3 separate regions of the Homo sapiens genome follow, and regions 2 and 3 are each linked to region 1. A link is an interaction called in ENCODE POLR2A ChIA-PET data of the cell type or tissue named here. Cell type or tissue: CD4-positive, alpha-beta T cell. All regions are shown on one strand. Each heading gives the region's core, and the rest is flanking DNA. Links, peaks and the distances in the headings are about the cores only.

Region 1 (10,093 bases), core at 3,335-8,334:
TTCTGTCATATCACCATCAGTATTTTCTAAGATTTCCAGTAAGAAATGACAGCTATCTGCAGAAATTGTATAGGCAGCAATGAGAATCATAATATAGAGTCAGAGAACTGATGTCACAGACTGACAGAGAAAAGTCTCTAAGGGGCTGTGCTGGGATATCAGGAAAGGGGAAGCAGGAGGGTTCTTAGGTGGGCTGCGTGGCCTACAAACATCCATCGCATGTCTGCCGCCATCTTTGATGTGACCATATGAGGAGCCATGTGGAGGGCACAAGTCACAGGGCTCATCCTGAACCATGTGGTTTGGGGATTCCTACAAGGATGTGCGGATCGGGGGGCTGGCTTCAGACAGCATCTTGGGGAACGGCGGAAAGAAATGAAGATTCCAAATGCGCCAGCACTTGCTGTGTTTACAAAAGGCCTGAAGGGTTCATAATGCTTTGTCATTATGACACTTTAGCTGAGGCTGGAATCACCACCCCTGCCCACTCAGACTGTAGGCCAAATGCCTGTTGAGACTCTGTCTCCCCTTTGTTTCTTCTCTCAAGGCTACTCTTGATTTTCAGTTTAGCTGCATTCCACCCCTACCATCCCCAGTGTAAAAATGATGAGGGTGGAGTTGGGTGGAGGGACATACAGTGTAGCAGTCTCCAAAACCCCTGTGGGGATGTCCTTTTGTACATACAGCAACATCATTTTCCTATTTATTCTGTGCTACTGAATCTAGAATAAACCTTACAAAGGCATGGTTCCTTCCCTTTTGAAATTTACATTATAGAAAATGTTTTAAAATATGGTTTTGGTGTTTTAATTATAAAATTTTCTGGTGTGTATGTGTTGGGGGTGAGTTTTGGTTTTTGGCAAGAGGAGGGGAGCTGTATTTGCAGGAACTCTGTTTCCTGGGGTACTGCAGCTAATACTTTTGGCAGATAAGGGTCCCGGGACCGTGTCAGTTTAAATGTGCACTTGAGGATGATTCCTGACCTGTCCTTCCTCACAGATCAGTTGCAGGTAGTGTGCAAGGCAGCCGAGTATGCCATCCTAACTTTGTGAATAGCCTACAGATCTATATTTAGTGCTTCTTTTTAGTTAGATGGACAAAAGAAAAGGTAAGCTCAGTTAAAAAAAAAAAATCCACTTCTGAGGAGGACACCCTTATGCATCGGGAACAGGAAGTTCCAGTGAAGGGGAGGATGCTTAGGAAGCTTTTGTTCAGATACCAAATGAGGTTTCTGATAGTTAGAATGTGAGCAAGTGAGAACTTTTAATGTTTTCATGTTTAGTGTTTGAATGTGATTATTTTAACATGGTTGCACTCCATCTTAAACTGTATTGTAATGAAGATTTTTCTTTGTTCCCTTTTCCAAAAAATTAGCCTGATTTGTTCTTTTCAGGACAAATAGGCACCTAGATACTGGCAATGGGCAGGGTGTGTGATGGTTTCTGGAGCCCTTCATGTGACATCAGTTAAGCTGTTGTTGGGTCAACTCACACTTAAGACCAGCTGAAGCACATTAATGTTGACCTTCAGTTTTCGCAGTAGGTGTAAAATATTTTTGCTACCACAAAGGAGTTATTTATTTTCTTTTCAATAACCACAGATATAAATTTTATCCCTGCAATGATTTGGTATCAGAGATCTTGGGTTAATATAAACAAAACAGAATCATAGGTACGAACCCTGGATGAACGATGCCACAACTCCTACAGAGAGTGGAATTGCTTACCTGAAGTTGATTGAAAAGTTTCTTAAGTCTGTATTTTTAGGGCCAGTGCTGTGTTTGATGTGCTTAAAAGATTTTTCATGACTTTTCTTTTATATTTTTACTATTCTCCTAAGAAATTGATCAAGAATATTCTGGGGGATTTCTAAAATAACAATGTCAAAGACAAAGGCTAATCTGTCATTTTATTAGGTAGAATATTAAGTAACCCTGTAGTCCAAAAAAGAATATTCCTATCAAGAATGTGTTGCTTACATTGGCAATACTTTTTATATGTACTTCTGTTGGAATATCAAAAGATAGTTTGTGTGTGTTGCGCCAGCATGTTGAACTGCCATTATTGAAGGACCTACAGTTAAAATGAGTGTAGCCATTTGTCTGAGAGCTCACTGAGAGACAGATACTTGTCAGGTAGTTGGCAGAAGAAAAATACAGCATAATTCTAATCTTAAGATCCCTCTTTTTAATTAAGTTGAATTAGGTCTGCTAGGAGTGGGAACACAAATGAGATCTCATAGGGATGAAAATGTCTATTTTTTGAATTGCTGCATTATTGCAGGGCTCTGTGATAAGCCTTCCTGTAGACTCATCCCTGGGCTAATGGTCATAGTCTGAGGATACTTTGTGGAAATCATAAAGGGAGGCCAGAGTCCAGGACAGATCTAGAAGATTGGCTTCTAAATTTATTGTTTTGATTGGTTGGTTGGTTAGTTAGTTATTATAAGTAGCTAATATTTGTCCCATAGGTCAGATATTTTGTCTTACTGACCAGGTTCATCAAGCGAAGTGGAGGTAGATTTTTCACATGGATATTTAAATGATTCCAGAATTCTCTGCTCTTGTTTTAAATTTAGTATTAAATTTAAATTTCTGGTCATTGGTGTGCTGTCCTTATAGGAAGATAGAAACATTTTTAAAATGTTGCTATTGGTTTCAAGGACTTCAGTCATCAATTCACTTGACTAACAAATATGTATTGAGCTCTTATTGTGATGAATAATTGGTGTCCTATGTTAGCAGAGGGAGAGAACTGAGAAGCCGAGGATATAATTTCTATACTCAAGACTGTCTTTAGCAGAGCAGATACTGAATCAGTAATGTTGAATAAGTACATTAATAAATAATTCTCATAATTTGTAAAGAAATTAAGAAAAAAACCCAGTGGGATGTTGCTTTGCTCACTGCTTTGTATCCTTATAGATCCTCAGTACACAATTGTTGAATGAATGACCAAATGGCCATGTACTATACATGCAGTGAGAGTTATTAGAATCCAGTGGAGGCTCATCAGTTCCAGCTAGTATAGGGTATTAGTCCGTTCTTGCATTGCTGTAAAGAAATACCTGAAACTGGGTAATTTATAAAGAAAAGAGGTTTAGTTGGCTCATGGTTCCACAGGCTGTACAGGAAGCATGGCTGGGGAAGCCTCAGGAAACTTACAATCATGGCAGAAGGTGAAGGGGAAGCAGGCATATCTTACACGGCCAGAGCAGGAGGAAGGGAGAAAATGGGGGAGGTGCTACACATTTTCAAACAACCAGATCTCATGAGAACTCACTCACTATCATGAGAACAGCAAGTGGGAAACACACCTCCATGATCCAGTTACCTCCCACCAGGTCCTTCCTCCAGCATTGGGGATTACAGTTCCGCAGGAGATTTGGGTGGGGACACAAATCCACACTACATTAGCTAATCAGGAAAGGTTTCATGGAGTAGATGGTATTCTAATTGCTGAAAGAGAGGGAGGGTCGTCTAGAAATTGGGAATGGTGTGGAAGCCTCTGAGGAGATGTTGGAAGCTGACAGTGGAGGTGTGCAGTGGTGGGCAGGCAGCCAGGAAAGGCAAATTTTGGAAAGCCTTGGCAGACAGACGTTTCTCTGTAGAGTAAATAGTGACAGAGATGTATTAGAAATAATAACTAAAGGTTTTATACCTGGCACATTGAAGACGGGAGAAATCATGAAGCACAATTGACAAAGCTTGGTAATTAAGGGGGTTAATGAGGGAAAGGAAGGCATCAAAGATGGCTACAATCTCGTTTTGAGCTTGACTGCCTCGAATAATAGTAACAGCATAAACAAAAATAGGACATCAGCAGGGAAAATTCACTTTTTTTTTCTTCTTTTTTGAGACAGTCTCACTCTGTCACCAGGCCGGAGTGCAGTTGCACGATCTCGGCTCACTGCAACCTCTGCCTCCTGAGTTCAAGTGATTCTCCTGCCTCAGCCCCCTGAGTAGCTGGGGCTACAGGTGCATGCCACCACGCCCAGCTAATTTTTGTATTTTTAGTAGAGACAGAGTTTCACCATGTTGGCCAGGATGGTCTCGATCTCTTGACCTCGTGATCCACCTGCCTCAGCCTCCCAAAGTGTTGGGATTACAGGCGTGAGCCACCGCGCCTGGCCAAAATTAGCTTTTTGTAGGAAGATTCTTGTGTTTAAGATAACAGGGACACTTCACTGTGGACTAGTAGAAATCACAGAAGCATGGAACATTAGACCCAAAAGGGATTTGGAGGTTGAGCCATTCATTGGACTCAAATTCAACCCTGTCATCTTGCTGATGAGAAAGCTGACTAGATTCAGGAACAGCCCCCAGGGTGCAATGTCTGGCCTTGATACAGAGCACAAGTAGGATGGCAGATGTAGACAGTCATTTACAGTGTTTTGGAGGGTACTTAAAAAGTATTCCTTCATTTGCAGTTGGATTTTTCCCTTTTAAATGGGAAGAGTCATTATACAAACAGTTCCAGTTAATGCATTTGGAGATGTTGTCTGTAGAGTATAAACACCGTGTTGTAAGGTTGAGATAAAATCCCTAAATATTAGGCAATATATTCATTCATTCCTACTGATAAACAAAAAGTCTTAACTTGCCACCCAACATGACATTACCAATGAATTTACTTTCATAGTAAATACATTACCAATGAATTTCTTTAACCGTATTATTTAGTAAGTTCTATTTAGTTATTACTGAGTTGACATTTACTCAATTCTAAACATATTTTGCACTGCAGATGTTCTATCTTGGACATCTGATCATGGGTCTGGGGTGCCATATTGCCCATATTTGAGGAGAAGGCAGTTGCTAAGGGTTCCCACTATTAGTGTTTCTAGATGGGTCTTATCCTACCCTCTCTTCTGCTTAGGGTGTTGCTAGGAATGATGGGGATGGTTATAAGCACAATTAGTCTTGATGGGTGTTACATACAAGTAGGGGGCTCTGAAGCAAGGTTGGGGGCCAGTTCTCACCCTTGGCATACCTGCTTCTGTTCTTCAATCCCTATTACATGTGAGTACAGGAAACAGTGTCCATCTTCCAGCTCACACCCTTTGTATCTGCCTGTCTCAGACCCAGAGATGCAAGTGCAACACTCACTGGCTTTGCCTTCTAGAACCCATGGGTAATCTTGCAAAACTGAGCTGATCTTAATGTGCGAGCATCCTGTGACTTCTTTGCTTCCAACCTTGTTCTTTCCTGGGTCCCCAGCTCGATGGGAGGAGATTGAGCACTGAATGGTCACTCTCTTCTTTGTCTCCCTTAACTGGGGAAGGAGCCCCTTAGTTCCTTTTCCCAGTTAAAGGAGTCTGAAAGAGAGTGACTGGGAAATGTGTAGCATGAGAATAGTTGGGAACCAGCTCTTTTAGAATAAAATGAAAGATGGAATAATTAGACCTGGATTATCACTCCCAGGGAAGTAAAATGACCATAAAATATTTACATCTAGTAATTTATCATCATAATCCTAATTTTTCTTTAAAGAATTTCCTATTTCTTAAATTGCAGTGATAGCACTGGGATTAAAAAAAATATTAGTCTTACAAGCTTACTTTAAACCAATTCCTAGTGGTAGTAACTGCCTTTATCTTCAAGGCAGCACTGAGCATTTATTAACAACCAACCTATAGGCCAAGCATTTTTAAATTAGTGATCTTAAGTAATGAGATGCTAGGGAAATCTTGATGACCTGATATTTGATATTCGAGAATGAGAAGCAGACATAGGCCTACTTAGTGAATTCACATGTCTGAGACTCCACGTGGTGGGGACATGGACGTTAGTAGTAGTAATTAGCCTTGGATGAGAGAAGAACAGAAATTCACATATAAATGGGAAACATCCGGCATTGGTAGGTAGAGCTTGTCTAGATTGGGACTAATGAACTACTTTTCAATCTGAAGCCTTCAGGAATAGACAGGCTCCTGCTTCTGCAAATACCAAATGAAAAGCCAACCCACTGTTCTTGAATTTATAGATCCAATTTACACTTGCTCTTTTTAACCAATGGAACTAGCCGGCCCCTGCATGCCAAGTTTCTATGGCAATGTGATCTCAGTGACCTCTCTTCTCTATTGTGGAATGTAGGTGAAAAGAACGGAGGGGAGCCCGATGACGCTGAACTAGTAAGGCTCAGTAAGAGGCTGGTGGAGAACGCGGTGCTCAAGGCTGTCCAGCAGTATCTGGAGGAAACACAGAATAAAAACAAGCCGGGGGAGGGGAGCTCTGTGAAAACCGAAGCAGCTGATCAGAATGGCAATGACAATGAGAACAACAGGAAATGAGCCCGGAACGCAGGCCCCCATGTCTCTGTGCAAAGCCTCCCTGCTTCCCTCTGCTGAGTCTAGGGACTGACTTGCAGCGTGCTGTTTAAGTTAAGTTTCTCTGGTGCAATCTGTGAAGATTGCCTAATACTTTTCATGATCGATGTGTTCGCATTGCTGAAACACAACAGAAGAAAAATGGAGTGCTGGGACTGGCAGAGGAAATTAATTGATGAAAGAAGAATGGCCCAAGTTTCATTCGCCCTCAGCCACGCACAAGGGAAAGGGAACTTTGGGTTATGCCTCCTGGACGCAAATTAAAGGCCGAGAAAGAGGCCTTGCCATCAATGGAATACTGCCATTTATATTGCTTAGCAGGGCATTTGACTACTTTATCTGAGGCCAGAACTCTCACACACAGCTATCAAGTGCTAAGTTTAAAATAATCACTGTTGGAATTGTCATCTGTACAATTAGTCCATAATGTTTCATGTTTGTCCTAAGTGTGCTGTTGCTATGCAGTGTGATCTTTATTTATAGTAAATTATGTTTCATGTAAATGATATATTTTTGGTGAAATGCAACCTTTTCTATAAAATGTGGGCAACATTTTAAAGTTTTTTTAAAATCCTATTTTGATAAGTCAGTATGCCATATTTAATGAAATGTTATTATATAATTTTTTTTTCTTAGGCAAGAAACCTATTGGAATTCGAGACTTAATTAATGAAGCTTTGCATCGAGAAACGATGGGTCTGAAGTCCAAAGTGAAACAGATAAAGGAACTTTTATTAAAGCCTGAGACTCAGGCCAGAATTAGGAGGGAGCTTTTTGAAGGAAGACTTATTAACAACAGTAATTCAGCAAATGACGTTGATTTCAGCACAACTTTGACATAAGCTCTACATTGCGATTGTGACAACATAGCTTATGAAATCTTTTCAGCTTATTAAGTAGCTCTTTGGTAAACACCAAAGAAGTTTCTGATAGTGTCTGCACAACAGCAAACCAACATTTGGTGAGGAATTAGCAATTTCTTGCCAAAGAAAATTGATTCTGCCCAATTATTTTTTGAGCTACACTTGTGTTTTAGAATATCTGTTTCTGTAATATTGAGAGTTATTTTATAGAAATGATTTCTTAATTAGCTGTTGTGAGATATTTCTCGGGTCCTTGCAGAAAAAAACATACAGACTGTGAACAAATCATTCACAAACAGAATAAAACAGAGCCAACAACAGTATTTTAAGGGTCACTTGCCTCCTGTTGACACAATTGTTGCTAAATCAAAAGAAGCGTTGTCCAGGTGTGTCTACATCTAGTGTTACTTTTAATGAGAATTTGAATGTTTATTGAACAATAGTACTTGAATGAACATTTATAAATGTAATTATTGCGATCACTGGTTAAGAATGTTTTATATATCCTTATAATATTTTTCACTGATCAAAATGTTGTTCTGCTTTTTCATTTCTTAAGGAATACATGTTTGGGATTTTTATTTTTTACGTGTCCGAAGATAAGCTCCAGGTCTTATCGTATCCCTTGCCATCTGAACTTGTTTGCACTGCTTCTGTTTGAAAGAGCATCTTGAAAAACTTCCCCGGTATGATGATTGTTGGTAACAACTTTTTCTATAGTCATTGATGGAGTAGATCATGATGGAGGGGAAATCACTGGAGATCAAATATGTAAAATCATTTCAAATATAAAATCCAGTTTACTCATGGATTTTAGCTATTTTTTCACTGGGTAAATTATACTACATTTATTTACAAATGAGTTTATGCATTTTCATGGCTCTTAATAAACATATTGTTTTCCCTTGTTGCTTTTCCTCATTTCTTTTTTTCACTCTTGAGAGTAGTTGGATCTATGTTGGCGTAACGAAGTCATAAATCGGAGCTCCAATAGTTTAGTTTCAGTGTTGCTTCACCTTTATGATCCCGTCCTTCATGCTAAGAGAGCACAGTTGTCAAAGCACCTTCAACTTTACCCTTTAAAATCATATCAAATCAGTCAGCTTCACAGAGAATTAACAACAGAACCTTAAATTCAAAGAAAATCTAAATAGCGTCTTATAAACAGCTAAGAATGTGTCACTGATGTGACATCCTAGCAAAGATGAAAAGTGGAGGTCCATCCAGGTGCAGAATCCTGGGAGCTGTTTGCCATGAAACCCTTTTCAGTGGTAGAGGGCTTGACTGTTTGTTTGTAAATGGCTTCTTTAAGTAAATCCTTAAGGTAGAAAGCAAAGATAGTTTTGGCCTTGCCTTGTTTTTCAAACAAGGAAACAGACTCCAAAAGGTGGCATGCCTTATCCAGGGCCCCACTGCTATCAGGGAACTGGACTTGAACTGTCACCTGGGGCTCTATGTCAATGCCCCGGTGTTATCCTTACCACCCCATAATCTAAGTGAACAGTATTTCTGGAGAGAAGGCACTTCTCAGCGTGTATATACAGATATCCTCTGGGAGCGATTCCCAGTCCATCTAGATAATTTGAAAGGCTAAAATAGTATATACTTTTTGCAATCTGGGGTTACATGTCTTACTGTTATTTTAGTTTAAAATCATGATTTTTGTTAAATACTAAGTCCCAGGTTGTGTGCCAGGTGATTTAGGCGTATGATTAAATTTCTTCCCTTCAGTGACCCTATTAGGAAGTAATTAGTACTTTTACAAATTAGGAATCAGGGGCCCTGTGTGGTTAAATAGCCCAGGGTTATAAGCTAATAAAGGTGAGGCCAAATTTAAACTATGATCTGTTCTAATTCAAAGCCAACACTTTTTCCAAAATGCAGCACTTCTCTCCACCAAGTACGATATACTTGACAAATTAAAAAGTGTAAGAAAAGGAAAGTCACTTTCTTTTGACTAAACCAGCTTCCTTGCAGCCCTGAATTTCTCTGAACTTACATGAGAGTGATCAGCTGATGTGATAGAACTGAAAATCACATCACCCAGATACTTAATATAGGGATTAAGGATTCTAATCCTTACCAATGAAAGCTCCATTTAAGAAGGTTTATGAAGAAAATGGAAGGTATAAAATAAAAAATTTTATTTTCCATTTTTAAAAGTGAATAAGACATTAATTTGCAGAACTCTATGTTTGGGATCTGAAATGTTCCAAGTGACTTTATTCCCATTAGTCACAGAATAACTGCTCTTTGGGTCACGTAGGCAGAGTGAGTTGTCCTGAGTCGGTACTGTATGTTATGTAGCCTTGTCTTGTGACAGGGAGGCTGCGTGGTTGGCAACAGAGTGCTGGCTTGGGCCTTCTAGACTGTCTTCTAGACTTGGGTCCACCACTGACACATGATCTTGACCAAACTAATTCACTTTTCTGAGCCTCACTGCCCAATCTGGAATTGGAAAGAGTTTGGCAAGGTGATTTTCAAGGATCCTAGAACAGTGCTCTTTGTGACCACACCATGATGCTACTCATGCAGACACCGCTGTTTCAGTTAGCTACTGCTATGTGAGGCCTTGAAGGGGCCACGCTGTTCCATCTGTTGGCAGGAAGAGCTTAGAGTTCTAGAAGACTTTACACTCTGTTTGACTTGTGTTGGTTGTCAGCTTCGTGTAGGGAAGCCCCAGTGGCACATATTCATATTTATCAACAAATGCCAACATTTTTGGGGATCAATCACTGGAAAAATAATATGTCCTAGATGAATTAAGAATGTCAAAAAGTAATATTTTCAACAGCAGGACAAAATTCTGTCAGCTTTGAACTTGGACCCATTTATAAAATGTTAGATGATTATTGTATTAGTCTACTTCTCAGCATAGAAGTATTTATTTTTATAGGGCTTTG
Region 2 (10,093 bases), core at 3,065-8,064, 98 kb before region 1:
TAAACATTTTCCAGGAACACCTCTTCTTGCCTTAGCTGAAACTCGGCTCTTACCTGATTGAAATCACAGCTTCCTCTAGGTGAAGGCTGCTCATTTCACCCAATCCCAAATTCCACAGGACCCAGAGGTATCATCCACATTCTCTTAGTTTTCTGTTGCTTTGTCCCTGTTATATCCTCACGCAAAGGTCTTTCCTTATTGGTGGTTCATGTTACCTGGTTTTGTTAACTTCTGCCTCTCTTTTTGCTGTCATCTGAATATTTCCTCTCCTATTTTGAGGATTTTGTTTCATAGCTCACATTGCAATGCTTGCGTCCTTCAGTAGCACGAGCACAATCTGTCCAGCCATCCTGGCACAAAGTGAGCTTTGGAGTCAGTCAGAACCATTTGCATTCCTGTGCAGCCTGTTACCAGCTGAGTGGTTTTAAGCAATTTACTTCACCTCCCAATCCTTCAGTTTCTTTATTTGTGCAATGGGCATAATAGTAACCGTTCTGAAAATAAAGTGAGATAATCTATACGAAGTGCTTAGCACAGTATTGGGCACGCAGACAATGTTAAATAGATGGTAACTATTATTATTAATGATAAATACTCCATTCCCACTACTGCCATCACAGCTGTTGCTTTTCTTAAAATCCCTTGACTTCTTTGACGTTAGCATCCTACACCCATACACCACTCTGCCATTCATAAGCATATTTCTGAGACCTTAAACTTAGTTATAGCTATCACGACAACTTCCCATTCTAGTTGCCATTTACTTCGTTTCCACTACTGCTAATGCTCCGGAACCTCACCCAGGCTTGGCCTCTTTCAAGGCAGCATGGATGTATTCATTCTTAAAGTAGACAAGGCCTCAAGGTATGCCATTCTCTTGGTGGCTCTTTCAGTTGTCCTATCTCCTTCTGTTTGACCTGTCTGGGAAACACCGATGGCAGATCCAATCCAGTCATTTGCTTTTTTGCGCCAACACCTGGGCAAAATAAAATCCACCCTCCTTGCTGTAGCCCACAATATCCTCCATGTTCTGGTCCACTGCCTATATCTCCTGCCTTATCGTGGTCCTCTCTCCCTGCCCACTGTGCCCCACTTGAACTTGCTTCTTACAGGTACTGGACTCAACAGAGTCTTTTCTGCCATAGATCTTCTGAAAATGCCTGAGTGTTCCTTCTGCTTAGACCTTTTCATTCTTAGGATCTCAAATGTCACCACTTCAGAGAGTCCCTGCCCACTGTGAGTAGAGTATTTTTATAAGTAAGCTCTCTATCACTGTACCCAGTGGGATGCCCTCATAGGTCTCATCACAGGTTGTGATTACCTTATTGTCTATTCGGTTTTTTTTTTGTTTGTTTGTTTTGAGATGGAGTCTCGCCCTGTTGCCCAGGCTGGAGTGCAGTTGCACAATCTTGGCTCACCACAACTTCTGCCTCCTGGGTTCAAGTGATTCTCCTGTCTCAGCCTCCCGAGTAGCTGGGATTACAGGTGCCTGCCACCACACCCAGCTAAGTTTTGTGTTTATAGTAGAGACGGAGTTTCTCCATGTTGGCCAGGCTGGTCTCAAACTCCTGACCTCAAGTGATCTGCCTGCCTGGGCCTCCCAAAGTGCTGAGATTACAGGCGTGAGCCACCGTGCCTGGCCCGTTATTGTCTATTTGATTGACTATCTTTGTGGCTAGATTAGGCTCCACGAGGGCCAGGACCATGACTGTTTTGGTCACTAGTGTATACCCAGTACTGTCTATAATGTGTGACACATAAAACGCGTTAAGGCTCACATAATCCCAGCACTCTGGGGGCCTGAGGAGGGAAGATTGCTTGAGCTCAGCGGTTTAAGACCAGCCTAGGCAACATAGTGAGACTTTGTTTCTACAAAAGATAGAAAAAAATTACCTTGGCATGATGGTGCATGCCTTGATTCCAGCTACTTAGATGGCTGAGGTGGAAGGATTGCTTGAGTCTGGGAGGGCGAGGCTGCAGCGAGCTGTGAATATGCCACCATACTCCAGCCTGGGTGACAGAAAAAGACCCTGTCTCAAATAAATAAATAAATAAATAAATAAATAATAAATAAATAAATAAGTTGTTAATAAGTATTCATCAAAAGAATGAGAAAATGAAGAAATCACACAGTCATGTAGGTTGGCTCTCCTGCAAATGTATGTTTTCCACACTCAGAGCCTTGGCTCGGCAGGTCCACTGCTTCTGCTCAGTTTTCCTCATGTCTGCTGTTGCTGCCCCAGCCCCCTGTTTGGAGCAACTATAACCTTCTACCCCTCTCTCAGCAGATGGCACTGAGGCTGGGATCTGCTCACTTCAAGTCCCTGTGCTTGGTGAACCTATCTGCTACTGCATTTGGCTTTTAAATTCTCATACAGTTTTGGGAAAAGAGGTGTCCTTTATCTAGTTAAGACTAACCCCTTCAGCTGTGTTCTTGGTCTGCTGGACTCAACCAGGATCTTGCTGTACCAGTTACTTCTTCCCTCTCTGTGCTTCTGTGTTTTCAACCCTTTGTCTTTATTACCTCCTTTCCCCCAACTTTACTTGCTCAATAACACCTTTCCTATCCCTAAACAAACAAAAAACAAAGTTAAAAAATCCTAAGAATTAGCTACAGAAAAATCTCTTGATCTTGAATCTCCTGCTAGCTTCTTCATTGTACCTTTCCTACTCAGAATCTTTAAAAGAGTTGCCTGTATTCTCTGTACCTTTCCTACCTAGAATCTTTAAAATTTAAAAATCTTCATTGTACCTTTCCTATCCAGAATCTTTAAAAGAGTTGCCTGCATTATCTGTCTTTAGTTCATTACTGTCCTTTTCTCAAACCTCCTGCGGTCAGTAGGCTATGGCCTACTTCACTGCATGCCACATCGTGGGCCCCTGATAGCTTTGTAATTGCTGAATCTAACGAATGCTCTAGATTTATTCATACAACTGAGGACTCCCTTCTTTAAATTCTCCTTTTGGTTTCTGAGACACCACTTTCTTTTTTTGTTTGTTTTGTTTTTTTTTTTTTTAATACTTCTCTCAATGTATCTTCTCAGCTTTCTTCATTAGCTTATCTCTTTTTTCTTTAAGCATTTATATTTTTAGATTTCTGGACCTGACTCTCTGTTTAACTATGTTTCTCTTTTTTTTGAAATGGAGTCTCACTCTGTTGCCTAGGCTGGAGTGCAGTGGCACTGTCTCAGCCTCCTGGGTTCAAGCAATTCTCCTGCCTCAGCCTCCTGAGTAGCTGGGATTACAGGCGCCTGCCACCATGCCTGGCTAATTTTTGTATTTTTAGTAGAGACAGGGTTTCACCATGTTGGCCAGGCTGGTATCAAACTCCTGACCTCAGGTGATCTGCCTGCCTCGGCCTCCCAAAATGCTGGGATTACAGGTGTGAGCCACCGCGCCTGGCCCCATGTTTCACTTTTTGTATTTACCATCATGGTCAATCTCCCTACTCTTCCACCAGGAACATCAAGAAATGTAGGTGTCATCCTAAACCCCAGCATCAGTCATTTTAGATATTCATAGTCATCAAATGCTGTAAATTTTCTGTCTTAAATATCACTCCCATTCGTTCCCTACTTTCTGTTCCTATTGCTGTGCCTCAGTCCAAGCTCTGTTCATCTTTCACCCATTCTACTGCAATAGTCTCCTGGTCTACAGTCTGCCGCTTTGCTTCCAGACTCTTTTTCTAAAGCACAAAACTAAGCATTTTTATGCTCCCTGCTTAAAAGAATTTATTGACTTACTGTTGGATCTAGGATAAAATCTATTCTTCTTGCTGTGTCATTTAAGATTCTCAGCTTCTTGATTCTTGCCTGTGTATTTAGCCTTATTTCTTGTGTTGTCCATGCTGCACCCATTGTTTAAGATATGCTGAACTACTTAGAGGTCCCCTGAGGCACTGGGCCATGTCATGTCTTCATGCCTTAGTTGACGCTGCTGCCATCCCATGGAAACTTTTACATTCTTCACATGATCAGACAACAGCCACTGATCTTTTTTATTTAAAAAAAAAATTAGTTTTGGCTGGACATGCTGTAATCCTAGTACTTTGGAAGGCTGAGGCGGGTAGATCACTTGAGGTTAGGAGTTTGAAACCAGCCTGGCCAACATAGTGAAACTCCATCTCTACTAAAAATACAAAAACATTAGCCAGGCATGGTGGTGGGTACCTGTGATCTCACCTGCTCAGGAGGCTGAGGCAGGGGAATCGCATGAACCCAAGAGGCAGCGGTTGTAGTGAGCTGAGATGGCACCAATGTACTCCAGCCTGGGTGACAGAGCAAGAGTCCGTCTGAAAAAAAAAATAATTTTTAACTATAGTAAAATACATATAATATGAAATTTACCATCTTAACTTTTTTTAAACACATAGTTCAGTAGTGTTAAGTATATTCACATTATTGTGCAACCAATCTACGGAATCTTTTTATTCTTGCAAAATGGAAACTCCATACCCATGAAAAACAAATCCTCACTCCCTCCTTCCCCTGGCTTCTGGCGACCACCATTCTACTTTCTGTCTCTATGAATTTGACTGTGTAGCTGCCTCATAGAAGTGAAATCATGTAGTATTTATCTTTTTGTGACTGGCTGATTTCACTTAACATAACGTCCTTAAGGTTCATCCATGCTGTATCATGTCAGAACTTTATTCCTTTTTAATGCTTTATAATATTCCGTGGTATATGTACATACCACATTTTGCTTATCTTGTTATCTGTTGATGGGTTTGTTGATGGACTCTTGGCTATTGTGAATAATGCAGCTATGAACATGGATGTATAAATATCTCTTCAAGACCTTGAGTTCAGATCTTTTGGATATGTAACCAGAAGTGGAATTGCTAAATCATATGGTAGTTTAATTTTTAATTTTTTGAGGAACTGTCTTAATGTTTTCTATAGCAGCTGGACTATTTTACATTCCCACCAGCAGTGTACTAGGGCTCCAACACTTGTTATTTTCTATTTTTTTGATAATGGCCCTTTTTTTTTAACCCAAATTTTGTATTGATCAAAACAGCTTCATCGTTCTTTATAACAAAGAATTGTTGTAAACTTGAATTTATGTAACTAATTAAAACTAGCAAAATAACCAATTTTATATTCGCTTTACATATTGGAGTTCAACAAAAAAAATTTAATTTTGGGGGAAAAAAAGCTGTATTTCAAAATGTTTAAAAAAACCACCGTCATGGAAATCTTAGGATGAAAAGGCCTTCTTAATGGAGAGAGGCAGGAGATAAACCATCCAGCAGAGGGCTCTGTGTAAAAACGTTTATGTTTACTGATGTTTAGAATACAGGAACTAACGAAAGGAAAAAAAAGACAACTTCAAAGTGACAGTGAGTTAGGGCCTGCCTGCGGCCAAGGGGGAAGGCTACTCCAGGGTATGCTGGCATGCACTGGCCCCCCACTACTTAATGTCAGTGCCACTAAGCAGAAAACTTGAGGAATCAGAGTGTGAAGACCTTACCAGCTGCTAGCGAGCATGCAGGGGAAGAAAGGGATGTCTGTGTGGCTTCCCCATGAGCTGAGAGCCAGGATACACAGGGCAGGTGGCAAGGCTCCCAATTCAGTTCAGGGCAGGAGGCTGAATGCCCAGGTCCAGGAAGAACAAAAAGGGGATTTTGGAGGTAGGCTTTTTTGTTGTGTTAAAAAAACAGGCACATTACCCATCTCCCTGTGGCCCTTGAGCTGCTGGCCTGGCCCCCTGATCCTTCCCCTCTCCCCACAAAACCAAAATGAATAAGAAGAGAGGTAGAAGATGAGACATTCCAAGGGTGGGGAATGCTTTAGTCACTGGAGCCCGCCCATGAGAGTGAGCCTGGAGAGCACTGGGAAGCACAAGGTGAAGCTGCTGCTCCCCCTGGGGTGGGGTGGACTGGGACAGGGCAGAGCCAGGAGGGTGACCGAGAACATCCTGACTCCAGCAAAGAATCCTACGTAGCAGGAACAGAGGGCTGCAGAGAGCCACTCTGGAGGAAGGAGGTGAGGCTAAGTGACACAGGGGCATGGAAAGCTCCTTGTGGCTGTGGCCTCAGCTGCTCGCTACCAGCTGCCTTGGGCAGAGGCTCTGGCCTGGCTCGCCTCTGGGGGATGGGAAAACTCTGGAGACCAGAGTGGAGGCAGAACAGAGAGAGAAGTGAGCTGCTCTCCCACTCTTTCTAGGAGGACACTGTTTGAACCCTGTGATGACCAGGGCCTGGGCCCAAGGCAAGCAGAATGAATGCATTTCATGGAGAGCAGAGAGAAACTGGGCCCACAGGTATGCCTTGGGGCAGTGTGTTGCTCCTTTCTCCTTGAGGGCCTAGGGCCAGAGGTGGCCAGAGCTGCCACATCAGCTTGTGGCTGCCAAAGGCAGGCTAGAACAACCACCCCAAGGTTCTCTGGACTTGTGAAGGAGAGGAGGAGGAAGGGAAAGGTGGGTATGAAAAATGAAGTGGAGGAGAGAAACAGCCTTAGATATGTCGGGGAGCAGGGGGGTGGCTATATCAAGAGGAGTTCTTGTTCTGGTAGATGGAAGCTTTCTCCTTCAACAGGTCCAGACACAGGTGGCACCTCCAACTTCCTTCAGGGGGCTCAGATATGGACGGAGTGAGACAGTACATTTCGTAGCCATGATCGCAGCATCACAAAAGCCCAGCTGGTCATCATCTTCAGAGGTGCCGCAGATATCGCAACATTTGTGCTCGATGCATTGCCAGCAGTATGTCTTCACTGCCCCATCATCATGGGGGTGAAATGGAGGCAAGATGGATGCCCTGAGCAGCCACAGTCGAAACAGGACACCACCTCCTCAGGTTGTCCCATCTTCTTGTTAATCTTTGAGTTCCCCAGGCAGAAGTTACAGTAGTTGTTGGGCAAGGCAAATCCATCAGGACCCTTTTTGGATTTCTGTTCCTCAGACCTCTGGGAAACAGGAGTGGGTGGTTGGGAGTCTTCTTTGTCCTCGCCCTCCTCAGCCAAGTGAGAGTGGGCATAGTGGTAACTGAGGCCTGGTCGGTTCTTGTAACGTTTTCCACAAATGTCACAGGCATAGGGCTTATCCTGGTCCTCCAGGTTGGAAGCATCCAGCTCCTTATGGGCACTGCCACACCTTTACCCTTGGATTACCCCTTTCCCCGATGCTTGGGAGCATCTTCACAGTACTCATCATCGAGGTCATCCAGGAAGTCATCTGGTTCTAGGATCCGCTTTCGTGCTTGACTGTTTGTCACAGGAAACTTGCCCAGGCTGTCATCATCAACTCGGGGATCTGGGGTACCTCGCTTCCCCAGGGGGTCAGTGTGCAACAGAACCTCTAAACTGCTGCTGTCCTGAGAGATCAGCCCCTCCTTCTTCAGGGTGGGGTCTGTGTCTGGCTTAATAGGTGGGAAGAAAAATTGTGGATCTTCACAGGGGTGGGCTCACCGCTTTTTCCGCCAGTGCTGGGCAGGGTACGAGTAGTTGTCCAGAGGCCAATCCTAGAACCTGGTTACTTCTTCATCCAGCTGTAATAATTGTTCTGGGCTACTCCAGTCTGTGAGGCCAAGAAAGGCAGGCACATGCTGTGCTCAGCACAGAGGTGGGCATTGTAATTGTGGCCCTGCTCCATGGCATCTTTGTAGTACTGCTCCCAAGGAACTTCATTGCATTCACCACCACAGGTGCCATTTTCCTTGCTTCTCTCCCTCCAGTAATGGCCATTCTAATGGGTATGAGGTGGTATTTCATTTGTGGTTTTGATTTGCAATTCCTTGATGATTAGTGATGTTGAACATCTTTTCCTGTGCTTTTTGCCGTTTGTGTTTCTTCTACGGAGAAATCCTATTCAAGCCTTTTGCCCATTTTTAAACCAAGTTGTCTTTTGTTGTTGATTTGAAGGAGTTCTTTAAATTCTGAATGTTAATCTCTTATCAGATATACGATTTGCAAATATTTCTCCCACTCCATAGGTGGCCTTTTCATTCTATTATATCCTATGATGCACAAAAGTTTTAAATTTTTATGTAGTCCAATTTATCTGTTTTTACTTTTGTTGCCTGTGCTTTGGTGTCACACTCAAGAAATCATTGCCAAATCTAATGTCTTGAACCTTTCCCTCTATGTTTTTTCTTAAGAGTCTTATAATTTTAACTCTTATGTTTAGATCTTTGATCCATTTCGAGTTAATTTTTGTATATGGTGTAAGGTGTAAGGGACTAACTTCATTCTTTTGCATGTGGATATCCAGTTTTCCTAGCACCATTTGTTGAAAGACTGCTGATGTAGTTTGTATGTTATCCCTTCTCAAATTGTATGTTGAAATGTAATCCCCAGTGTTGGAGGTGGGGCCTTGTGGGAGGTGATTGGATCATCATCCTCTTGGTACCATCCTCATGCTAGTGAGTGAGTTCTTGTGAGATCTGGTCATTTAAAAGTGTGTGGGACCTTCCCCTCTCTCTCTTATTCCTGCTCCCACCCTGTGAGATGCCCGCTCCCCTGTGCCTTCTGCCATGGATTGTAAGCTTCCTGAGGCCTCCCCAGAAGGAGATGCTGGCATTATGCTTCCTGTACAGCCTGCAGAACTGTGAGCCAATTAAAGTCTCTTTTCTTATAAGTTATCCAGTCTCAGGTATTTTTTTTTTAAATAGCAATGCAGAAATGGCGTAATACAACTGTCTTTTCTCATTGAATGATCTTGGCACAGTTGTTGAAACCATTTGACCTTCCTGCTGTTATAACAAAATTCCTGGACTGGGTAATTTATAAACAACAGAAATTTATTCATCACAGTTTTGGAAATGGGAAGTTCAAGATCAGGTCACCAGAAGATTTAGTGTTTGGAGAGGGCTCTCTGCTTCACAGATGACACCTTGCTACTGCATCCTCACCTAGTGGAAGGGGAGAACACTGTATCCTCACATGGTGGAGGGGCAAAAGGGACAAAGACAAAAGACAAAAGTGATTTAGGACCCCAAAATCTCTTTTAAGGACAGTAATCCCATTAATGAAGGCAGACCTCTTGTGACCTAATCAGCTCCCAAAGGCCCCACCTCTTAATACCTTTACCTTGGGGATTAGGTCTCAACGTAAGAATTTTGGAGGGACACAAACATTCAGACCATAGCAACCATATATGTGAGGGTTTATTTTTGAGCTTTCTATTCTATTTCATTAGCCTATATATTTGTCTTTATGCATATATTACACCGTCTTGATTACTGTAGATTTGTAGTAACTTTTGAAATCAGAAGTGTAAAATCTCTAACTTTGATCTTCTTTATCAAGATTGTTTTGCTATTCAGAGATCCTTGAGGTTCAATATGAATTTTAGGATGGATTTTTTTTAAATTTCTGCAGAAAATACCATTGGGATTTTGATAGGGTTACATTAAATCATTAGATTGCTTTGAGCAGTATTGGCATTTTAACAATATGTTGTCCTTCGGTTCATTAAAACAGGCAGGATGTCTTTTCATTTATTTGTATTTTCTTTAATTTCTTTTAGCAATGTTTCATAGTTTTCAGAATATGCATCTTTCACCTCCTTGGTTAAGTTTATTCCTAAGTATTTTAAAATTTTTGTATTCCTAATTATTTTATAATTTTATTTATAATGTTGATGCAATTGTTTTCTTAATTTCCTTTCACATTGTATCACTGACCTTTCATAGAGACTTATTTCAAGTGTCACTTTAAAAATAAAGGCCTTTTTTCTCCAAAGTAGAAATGATCATTTTATCCTCTTATCCCCTATATCTCTACTGTAGAAACTATAACAAGTTAGTGTAATTGTTTAGAAATCTAACTTTCCCAACCAGAATTGAAAGGTCTTTGAGGGAATCTTCCGTCTTTGTGTCCTCAATTCCTGCCACATAGTAGAGATTCAATAAATATATTTTAATACATAAAGCAATGAAAAAAAAGTGTGATGTACACATAAAAGTTTACTTGAAAGAACATTTAACTTTAGGTAGTCTCTCTTCCCTCATTTACATTTGTGTCTAAATCTTTGCATGAAAATTAAACCCAGTCCTGGTGTTCTAGAATCCCCTAAGGGTGATGTACCAGAACTCTCTCTGGCAGTTCACTTGGATTTGCTGGTTGTTAGGATAAGAAGGGACCTGAGA
Region 3 (10,093 bases), core at 3,363-8,362, 68 kb before region 1:
TTCCTTCTTAAAGGAATCCCTGTAGTAATTTAAAGGAGCATGAGCTTTCCTGTTTTAGCCCTGTTGTTTAGTCCTGGACAAAATCACATAACCTCTCTCGATCTCTGTTGACTTATCGTAAAAGAAGGACTCTTGACTCCTGTGCTATCCTGAAATGTCTATAAGGTAAACAGTTTGACCAAATTGCTTAATTTGGCTTCACACAGTTATATATATTTTTAACCTCATATTGGCTTTCTTTTCTGTGTGGAAGGAGAATGACAGAAAGAAGAAAGGTCTTCAAGTACTGATAGGAAGATAGGGGCAATTTAGATCTGAATCTTTTCACTTGTCCTCCTAGAAGCCAGATGGAGCAACAAGGACAATGGGAAAAATACTCTACACATTTTTTTTTTTTTTTGAAAGAACTAGGATCTCACTTGGTTGCCCAGACCTAGAGTTCATGGCATGATCATAGCTGATCGCAGCCTCCAAATCCTGGGCTCAAATGATCCTCCTGCCTCAGCCTCCTGAGTAGCTGGGACTACAGGTGTGCACACCATGCCTGGCTAATTAAAATTTTTTTTTTTTTTTTTTTTTTTTTTAGATATGGGGTGTTGCTATGTTGCCCAGGCTGGTCTTGAACTCCTGGCCTTAAACGATCCTCACACCTTGGCCTCCCATAGTGTTGGGATTACAGATGTGAGCAACTGCACCCAGCCACATACTACATCTTTAGTGAAACTGAGAGGTAGAGAAATCCTGTCAATACCAAATTATGTGGAAGTGCTGGTGGTAGAGGCCCTCCTGACCTGGGAGACAGAATAGGCAAGGGCTCTACATTTTAAAGAATATTCCTTCATTCTAACAAAGGAGAGGCACAGAGAAGCCTGGAGACTACCCTGCCACTTCCTTCCTTCATCCCACAAAGAGGGCATTTGTAGATGCCCTGGTTATTCAGTGAACCTTGATTATTCCAGACAAAACTTTAAAAATATCTTTGGTGCAAGATAAAGCAGATTGTTTCTGTAAACTATTTTTGAATCTCCCGGTGTCAGATGGCTTAATTACTCACAGTTTTTAGTTGTTTTTGAGTCACTTTTCATATTTCCAAGTACATTAAACAGCAAATCTCTTTGTTTTAATGGCTTTTTAACACTAAAAATTCAGTGAATTCTCATGAGGTAGAATGTAATTTCTTCTGAGATACTCTAGATTACATTAGTCAACACTGTCATCTACTGTGTGTTAAAGAGCACTATTTATAACAAGTGCCTTCACTTATGTTTCTAATGTATTTTTCAACTTTATGCTGTTGTATTGTCTATTTCTGTATATTGAAAAAAAACAAGTTTACAATTGTTTAACAATTGGAAATGATGTTTACAAAGGTAAACCTGCTTAACATTCATTTGGAATCTTTCAGTACTTTGTATGTCTTTAAAAATTGAGAAACAGTAAACAGAATGCTAAATTATTTTATGGGAAATTCTAGAAATTGACTAAAGTCAGGATTACAAATGATTCCTGGTTGATCTTGATTCTGTTAGAGATTTTGACAACTTTGAAAACCCTGGAAGAAATGACTGGTGAACCTAATATTAAATCTTCAAAGTGGAATGGAGATTTGAAGCAAGTATCTTCAATAGCATTTTCTGAGATTTTTCTTTCTGAATATCTGTCAGGGTTTTATGTGAGGCAGGGATCTGTGATCCAATGAATGTTAGCAATGATGGGTTAAGTAAAGTTAATCAAATTCTTTATGTCAGAACTTCTTAGGTTCTCTGAAATGCAAATGCTTATTGTGAATCTCAAGAGCTTACAACAACAGAGATTCTTTTTTTCCCCCCATGTTAATGGATCCTCTGGCTCTGCTCCACATTGTCTTTACTCAGGACCGTGGCTGGGCAGCCTCCATCTAGGACTTTTCTGCTCTTCTGGCAAAAGGAAAGAGAGTTGGTGAACATGCTGATTCTTAAAGCTTTTGCTAAGAAGTGACACACATCATTTCTGATCATATTTTATTGGCCAAAGCAAGTCACATGGTTCCTTCTGAGTGTAACAGAGCAGGATATATAATTTGCTTCCAGGAAGGTACACCACAGGTGGGGCAGAAAATATTTTGAACAGTTGTATAGTCTACTCAGCATTGTTTCCCAACCAGACCAGCAAGTCCTTTTTCCACTGACTGTTTTGTAGCCATTAGTATTTGGTAGAACATGGCTTAGGAAATGCTGATTTGATAATTCCAGCTTAAGTGATTTTTTTTTTTGTTAAACATATAGATTCTGTGGACATATTTATTTTCCAGCAGTTGCATCTACAGATAAGCATCTGATTTTTTTTTTGTTTGTTTGAGATGGAGTCTCGCTCTGACTCCCAGGCTGGAGTGCAGTGGTGCGATCTCGGCTCATTACAAGTTCTGCCTCCTGGGTTCACGCCATTCTCCTGCCTCAGCCTCCTGAATAGCTGGGACTACAGGTGCCCGCCACCATGCCCGGCTAATTTTTTGTATTTTTAGTAGAGACGGGATTTCACCATGTTAGCCAGGATGGTCTGGATCTCCTGACCTTGTGATCCACCCGCCTCGGCCTCCCAAAGTGCTGGGATTACAAGCGTGAGCCACCACACCCAGCCCGATAAACTTCTGATTTAAGTGTAATTGAAGAAACAGAGTTTTAGAACTTATATTAAAAGATGCAGTATCAGAGTATTCAAGTTAATTAAAATTGCATGTGTTTGCCTTAATTATATTAAATATAAAAATTCTATCTCAAAGATTACCGTTAGTTATGGGAAAAATGTTTTTCTCAGCGAGTCGTTTTTAGACATTTTGAAACTTCTGTCAGCTGGTAATTTTCATTTTCTTAGTCAAGGACAAAGTGGAACATCATGAAAATATAGGCAACTGGCAAGTCCCACAGTGGATTGATTATGGGTAAAGACAAAATAGAATATATGGTCAAGAAAACCTAAGATTTTATTCCAAAATGGTGTTGATGCAGAACTATTTACCTTGTTTAGTAAGTGACAGCTAATTACTGACCCACTCAAATGGTCACATAAAAGCAAACCAGCTGGAATTATTTGGATGGCAAGAAGATTTTCTGTCACTGGAAAGATTGGCCAACCAACTCTTATTAAAATAATTAACTGCATAGTGAAAGAAGGTAAAGCTGTATTCTTCTTGAGGGACTCAGATATGAGAAGGAATTAAGGTTGCAATCCAAAACCATAACTAGTTTATATCAGAATTATACTTCCATTTCTACATATGAGCTGGTTTATTTTGACCATCAGAATCTTACTCTCTCAAGGAAAGATACCTTAAAAATAGAATAATACTGGTTCTTCAAAATACTAAACCAGTTCAGTTCTCTTTCAATTGGTTACTCTAGTAAATTAAAAGACAAAAAGGTTGTTGGCCTCTTTGCCAGGGCCAATCCTCACTTTATCTGTAGTTGAGGACCTAACAGAACTTACTCATATCATCTTAGGGACTAGCCACCCTTGGCTACAGGAATTCCAGTTTTGTTCCTACAGGAGGTGTTCTATTTCTAAACCCTACTGATGGCAGTATATTTAACTGTTGGCCAGGTTTGTGACACCATTTTGGAGATCCATCTTTAAGGCCTTTCAGTGCAACTGTATCTTTATACTGTCCCTAAGCTGAAGACCAGAGTATGAAACTACCTCTCTTCCTTCCTTGGGGATTGCCTTCCCCACAGCTGGATCTAATTATAATAATTTGTTGTGTAACTTTATTTAGAGCAGAATATTTCTTTCACAGTAATTTCCGGTTTGGTCTCCAGCACTACTGTGGGATTTTCATTGGCCATTCATTACCTGGGAGAATGTTCCTTGTGACTCCCTGTAGTGATCCTGCACCTTTGGCAACAGCCTCTCCCTAATCTTACCCATTCCATGTTTCACGACTTGGTCCCCTTGGATCCCACCTTGCTCTTCACCCTCCCTGACCTACCCTGACAATCAGAAAATGGTAAACTTTGTGCTCTTGGACTTCCAGGCCAAATATCTCTAGAATTTAATTTACCAGGGAGTGGTCACTTGGGAATAAGCTGAATGGATAGGGAAATCAAATCAAACGTACTTCTCAACAGGTGGTAACTTTTCCATCACACATATATCCTTATTGGCAGGTACCTAAGATGTACAAAGTGGGTATGTGATGGACATGGAGAAGATGGTGTCGTTTGGCTTGTTAAGCTTTCTGGGGTCTGTGTGAGCAATGGTAGCACCCAGTGGGTATAGCAAAAGGGGAATATGCCAGTGTATATAATTTTTTGCATTCTATTATCTTAAGATACAAAATCCTTGTCTTTTGTCAATTTTTTCTTTTCCTGCCCCACTCACTGCTTTTTTTATTAGTCTTGAAGTGCTTCTCAAAATTTGGAAAATATTCTTTCTTAATTTTTGAAATCTCTAAAAGAAAAGGCTGGGTGGAAATTACTGACTGGTTTGATGCCTATTTTAACTGTACTTTTAAAAAGCAAATCTAATGTTTATAGATACAGGCTGACTCTGAGTGCATTAGGAAATTTATGTAATCCAGATGGGCGCGGTGGCTCACGCCTGTAATCCCAGCACTTTGGGAGGCTGAGGTGGGCGGATCACGAGGTCAGGAGATTGAGACCATCCTGGCTAATACGGTGAAACCCCATCTCTACTAAAAAAAAAAAAATGCAAAAAATTAGCCAGGTATGGTGGCGGACACCTGTAGTCCCAGCTGCTTGGGAGGCTGAGGCAGGGGAATGGCGAGAACCCGGGAGACGGAGGTTGCAGTGAGCCGAGATCACGCCACTGCACTCCAGCCTGGGAGACAGAGTGAGACTCCGTCTCAAAAAAAAAAAAAAAAAAAAAGAAAGAAAATTTATGTAATCCCTGTAATTCTATACAGATGTTCCTCAGTTTATGATAGGGTTACATTCTGATAAGCCCATCATAAATTGAACAAGTTGTAAGTTAAAAATGCATTTAATACATTTACCTTATCAAACCTGATAGCCTAGCCTAGCCTACCTAAATGTGCTCAGAACACTTACATTAGCCTACAGTTGGGCAAAATCATCTAACACAAAACCCATTTTATAGTAAAGTGTTGCATATCTCATGTAAGCTATTGAATATTGCACTGAAAGTGAAAAAACAATGGTTGTGTTAGTACTCGAAGTATGGGTTCTACTGAATGCATGTTGCTTTCACACGTCGTAAAGTTGAAATATCATATGTTGAATCATCCTAAGTCAGGGACGATCTGTATTTTAAAGTAAACAAGGGGAAATTTCACAATTAAATGTTTAAGTTTGAAATGTGGGCAAGGTTCCGGTTGAATGTTATATAAAAATTATTTTACATAGCCATGTGTGTCATACTTAGAAAGTCTTTGTTTACATTTCTTGCTCTATCTGGAGAGAAACATTCATTTTAAAATTGGTTTAAGGGCTACACATGATTCTTGGGTCATATGTTTAATGACTGTTCCATATTTAGCTATTGTTTTTTTCCCATCAGACTCCCTTATATCTGTTACGATGTCCAGGGAACAGTTCCAAACCAAATAAGGTGAAAGGCTTGTATCATTGAGCACCTTTCTTCCTTGTTCCATTTCCTAAGTTATAGGGGTGTCAATGTAAATCGCAATGCCACTATGTCTTTCCCATTTCTTCACCCAGTTCTTGTAACATTCAGTTGTTGGAGTCCTTCCTCTGTTAGACAGGGGCATCTTTTCTAAGTAGTATGCAGGGAATACTCCTGGGTAGTTAGGCAGAGTAAGAGGCTGAGTTAGGTTAAGTAAGGTATCCTATTGAGAATGATGTTGGGGGTTAGAATGAGGGGGAGAAAAGTGAGAAGGAAGAATGTTGATGGGAAAAGAGTCTAGGAAATTGATTAGTTCATAAGAAAGTGAGAAAAGTAGAAAGTACCAGGTACATGGGGCAGGAGGATCTGGGAAAATGCTTTAGGTCTTTCTTATTTAAAGTTACAAGGCTACAATTAGTGATGTCTGTGGATGCATTTAAAATGTTTTGAGAGTGTACAGTCTCTTGTACACTGTCTAGGGACAGTATTTAGCTCTCATTTGAATGGTATCTGAGGTACAGTTATGTCTGAAGTTCTATCTTTTGATAACATAATCAGCTGAGGTGAGTGGTTCCATACTTTTGACCTCTAAGCTATAAAAGCACAACACATTCTACCATGATATAAATATGTTGCAATACATAGGCCAGTGTTATGTGGCAAGTTAAAGTTAGGATTTTTCTGTGAACTTATTTCTGAATGATTTTCTACCAAACAGCCCCATTCTCCTGCTTCAGTGTTGACGTTTTTTATACCAGTGAATTTTTTATACTGAGAATTTTTTATACTGAGAATTTTTTATACCAGTGGCTTACTGGCATTAATTACTTAGTGTTAGAAAGTATTGATTAGAAGGAAAAAGCTATTGCATTGAAAGAAGGAAACATAATAGATTAAGTTGTAAGTGTATGTGGGAGATTGTTTTATTTTTGATGTATGGAAATAAATGGTTAAGTTGCTAAGTTCAGAACATGTACCAAAGAGCAAAACATTAGGAAAACAGATGATAGGAAGGAGGAGGAGGCTGTAGCTTGTTACATTCGAGTGACCACAAGACTGTTCCAAGCCAAGAACACAGCTGGAGTTTGATGAAAGGGAGTTGAGTGCTCAGCTGAGACTGAGCATATAGGAATCTTTCTTGGATGCCTCATTTTTTGAGCCCCTTCTTTGTTTCATTATACTGAGAAAAGCCACATGCAAGTATAACAAACAGTTATGTGGCCAAACAGCATATGGTCTCTCCTGCAGGAAATGAGAAGGAGGAGGACTTGAGAAGAAAGAATTGAGGTTGGCTAAGTAGACAAACAATGAGCTTACGTGGGAACAGACTGTGTTGTAAATAAAGGCATTGCAGTGTTCTAGCGCTGTGCTTGTTGTATTGAGCCTGCAACTTTGAGAACTTCTTGGGTGCCAGTGACCTGTTGTTCTCTCTGTGGTTAACATGGCCTTAGTCAGTATAAATGAACCAAATGTTTGTGAACCAGAGCCATGTTTCTTCCTCTGGTCTGTTTGATGCCAGCACCTCCTGGAATGACACATTAGGACCAGGAGGCAACCAGCATTTTCTCTTGGTGGCTTTTGTGACGTGACTTGTGTTATTAGGAATCGTGTTGTCTTCCCTCTGTGACTGCTTTCCTAGCTACTTGATGCCACCAAGGAGCATCCAGCACTTCTTAAAAGTTTTAGGATAGGTAAAAGGAGGTGTCAGTAGTAGATTTAAAATGTGTAGCTCTAGCAGCTCTGTTTCTACCTACTACTTGCTGAAAGGTGTAATATTGTAAATGTTAGTTAAAATACTAGGGTAGAGTTTCTGCTTTTTCTTTCTGTAAAGCCTGAACATTAAACCAGACTGGAATGCTAAAAGTAAGTTTATAAATACAGGAGTTAGGGAGATGGCGTGCCTAAAAAAATCCCATGGTGAACTGAATAGACGCTTTAGCATAAAACAAAATTAAGAATTGAGAAATATTACATATGGAAATAAATAGCTGGTCCAGAAAACATAGACCATCTGTGCCAGTATTGTACCTGATTATTTGGAATATTAACAGTATAAGAAGCATTCTTTTTGCAGGCTGGATTATTTGGATAATTTTTTCTATGTATAAGTAGCATCTATGAATTCTTTCTTATCTCCCTCTCTGAAATTAATTTACTGTGACCTGTACATATCACTTGATTTACTAATATTCATGCACTATATTAAGGGCATGTATTTTAGAATGCTAGGGATTCCCAAAGTAATTTTGACATTGGTTTTGGAAATATGATAGTATATATGATTGTATCTTAATAATGATTAATATTCTTAGAATTTTAATATTTTAAAGTAAATAATGGAGGGCTTGAAATTATTATTCTGCTCTTCTTTTCAATATATTATTTTCTCTACTTATTCTGAATCTGTATCCAAGCTCTATCTCTTACTAGCTGTGTCTTTTGGTAAGTGACCTCATTTCTCTGTGATTTAGTTTTCTTATCTGTGGATAATAGTGTTATTGTGGTTATTAAATGAGTTCAGAAAAGTTCTTAGAACAGTGCCTGTGCATAGTAAATGCTTTATATTTTCCATTACTGTAATACAGATGATAGATGGCATCATTTTTTTTTCAGATTGGGCCACAATAATTGGGCCATATAAAGTACTGTTGACTTTTCTATTTTTCATCACTCCTTATATTTCCGCTGGAAACTAACTGACAGGCAGTTGGTGGGGTGTCAGGGCCTCAGCAAGACAGCAAACAGGCACATTCGACCAGGGGACCAAAGCAGAGCCCAGCCACATAGACTGGCCCAGAGCGGCCAGAGGAGAAGATGGGAAGGCCGCAAGGCCGTTCTCACCCTGGGTGCTGGACATGATCTGAAATCACCATGCTATTCTGGAGCTCATTGGTTGGTGCAGTGAAGCTCCTCATCTCTTTCCCTCCCTGTCAAGAACAGGCTGGGGTGGAACTGAGCCTCCTCCTGACTCAGAGGAGCTGAGGGAAGGCTGCAGCTGAGGGAAGGCTGCAGCTGGCGAGGAGGTAACCAAGTGTTCTGTATCAGGAGGATGGTGAAAATGAAATAGTGCAAATAACAGCAAAAAATGGAGTTATGCAAAGAGGTGAAGGAGTCATGAAGAACTTTAAGATTTGCCAGGGATAAGCCCCATGCCAATATATAATGTTTTCATAACTTTGAATTGCCAATATGTACATTTTCATTGGGGCAGTGATCACTAAAAGTGATTTCAGTTTCTTAACCAATATAACATTAAACAAATGTAACTTTTTGCCACTTAACAAAAATAAGTGTAAGAGATTACTGTTCTTCTTTAACCAGCCTATGCCCAAAATGGAAAGCGAGTTTGGCTCTTAAATCACATTCTTAATTTTGTTGTCAAGTCATTATCACAGGAAATGTGTATTTCTTTTATAGCTACTTATATGACAGCAATAAACTATTGGAAAACATAGCAGAAATCAAATCCAGGAATGCCAAGCTTACTATCAGTAGGACAGATAATTTCTTTGTCTTATATGAAGCCTGTTTATATTTTCATCATGGACATTGTGATTGCTATAACAAGTAACAATAAGAAGTTATCTTCTATTACAAAAATGTTTCGACCTTCTTAATATTGATTTCCATTCTGACCACAAAAGGTTTGTCATAGAAATTAAAGATGAATAAGTGTATCTTATTTTTTAGAATCTTAAATGATTTTCACTTTGAGATTAGCAAATGTGAATTTCCATGTTTTGTGACCGTCTGTCTACTTCCTGTATTAAAAATAGAGTCAGAGGCATAGTAATGTAAGTCTGAGCCCTCTTTGGTACATATTAAATTATGCACATCATTTAGCTAAATGTAAATGATATGGTGAGTGCCTCCTGAGTAAATAATTTCCATTACTTATCAGATTGAGCCATCAGATGATTCTAAAAATACTCGTCATGCATTCAATGGCATTTTCTCTGGAGTGGACTGTTTGAGTGCCAAGTTACAACCAAGAATGAAATTCCTGTTTCCCGGTACATTGTATCAAAGGTTATCAAGTGTATTTGAACATCGCTGATAATTTTTCCTAAACTGTGACTGAAACTAGGCTAAAGATAAGTTAAAACTTCAGTCATTTCTAATGATTAATTAAGATAGTCTTGAAAACTTTTTTCTGTTTGACGTTTCTTACCACTATTTTATTGTTTCAAAGTCTGATATTCCATACTTAACCTCCTATTTTCTCTTCTAATGTTACGTTGCATAATTGAAATGTCACTTATACTGGATACAATTATAAATATGAAGCTCTTAAAAATATGCCTCCTCCTTGTTAGGTTTAAGGCAAAAATAACCTTCTAAGGACTAGACCATCAACAATCATATTCAAAACTCCAGGGTTGCAACACCCATAGCATGATTTGTTAAAGATACCTCACATATTTTTCTTCTACATGTGAAATAATCCTAACTCTTAGCCTTTATAGATCAAATTTAACAATTTTCATGATATCTTTTGAACTCTCCTAACATTGTA

Evidence for each region. Peaks named below come from ENCODE experiments on the same cell type or tissue, not always from the same donor. Only the 100,000 strongest peaks of a DNase experiment are listed, where the experiment ranks them.
Region 2: POLR2A ChIA-PET joins it to region 1 with 15 read pairs; 7 of 35 experiments call an interaction of 5 or more read pairs at or near these places.
Region 3: POLR2A ChIA-PET joins it to region 1 with 15 read pairs; 4 of 35 experiments call an interaction of 5 or more read pairs at or near these places.

Annotation. Positions count from the first base shown.
Region 1 is chr6:131,275,436-131,285,528 of GRCh38, forward strand. It overlaps AKAP7 (A-kinase anchoring protein 7), which reads left to right. Exons shown (of 8, transcript NM_016377.4): 8 at 6,095-8,097. The coding sequence ends at 6,291. Among named protein-coding and RNA genes, the nearest start is that of AKAP7, 150 kb to the left of the region's middle. RefSeq lists enhancers at 5,897-6,405, 6,406-6,914. In CD4-positive, alpha-beta T cell, for the core only: no CTCF peak of the experiment used is centred there; a DNase peak (open chromatin) is centred at 6,276; H3K4me3 peaks cover 1,156 bases; H3K27ac peaks cover 2,323 bases.
Region 2 is chr6:131,177,832-131,187,924 of GRCh38, forward strand. All of the region lies in intron 5 of AKAP7 (A-kinase anchoring protein 7), which reads left to right. It also overlaps the pseudogene LOC100421246. Among named protein-coding and RNA genes, the nearest start is that of AKAP7, 47 kb to the left of the region's middle. In CD4-positive, alpha-beta T cell, for the core only: CTCF peaks have their summits at 5,234 (motif pointing right) and 5,434; a DNase peak (open chromatin) is centred at 5,270.
Region 3 is chr6:131,206,934-131,217,026 of GRCh38, forward strand. The region is part of intron 6 of AKAP7 (A-kinase anchoring protein 7); the gene reads left to right. Among named protein-coding and RNA genes, the nearest start is that of AKAP7, 77 kb to the left of the region's middle. In CD4-positive, alpha-beta T cell, for the core only: no CTCF peak of the experiment used is centred there; no DNase peak of the experiment used is centred there.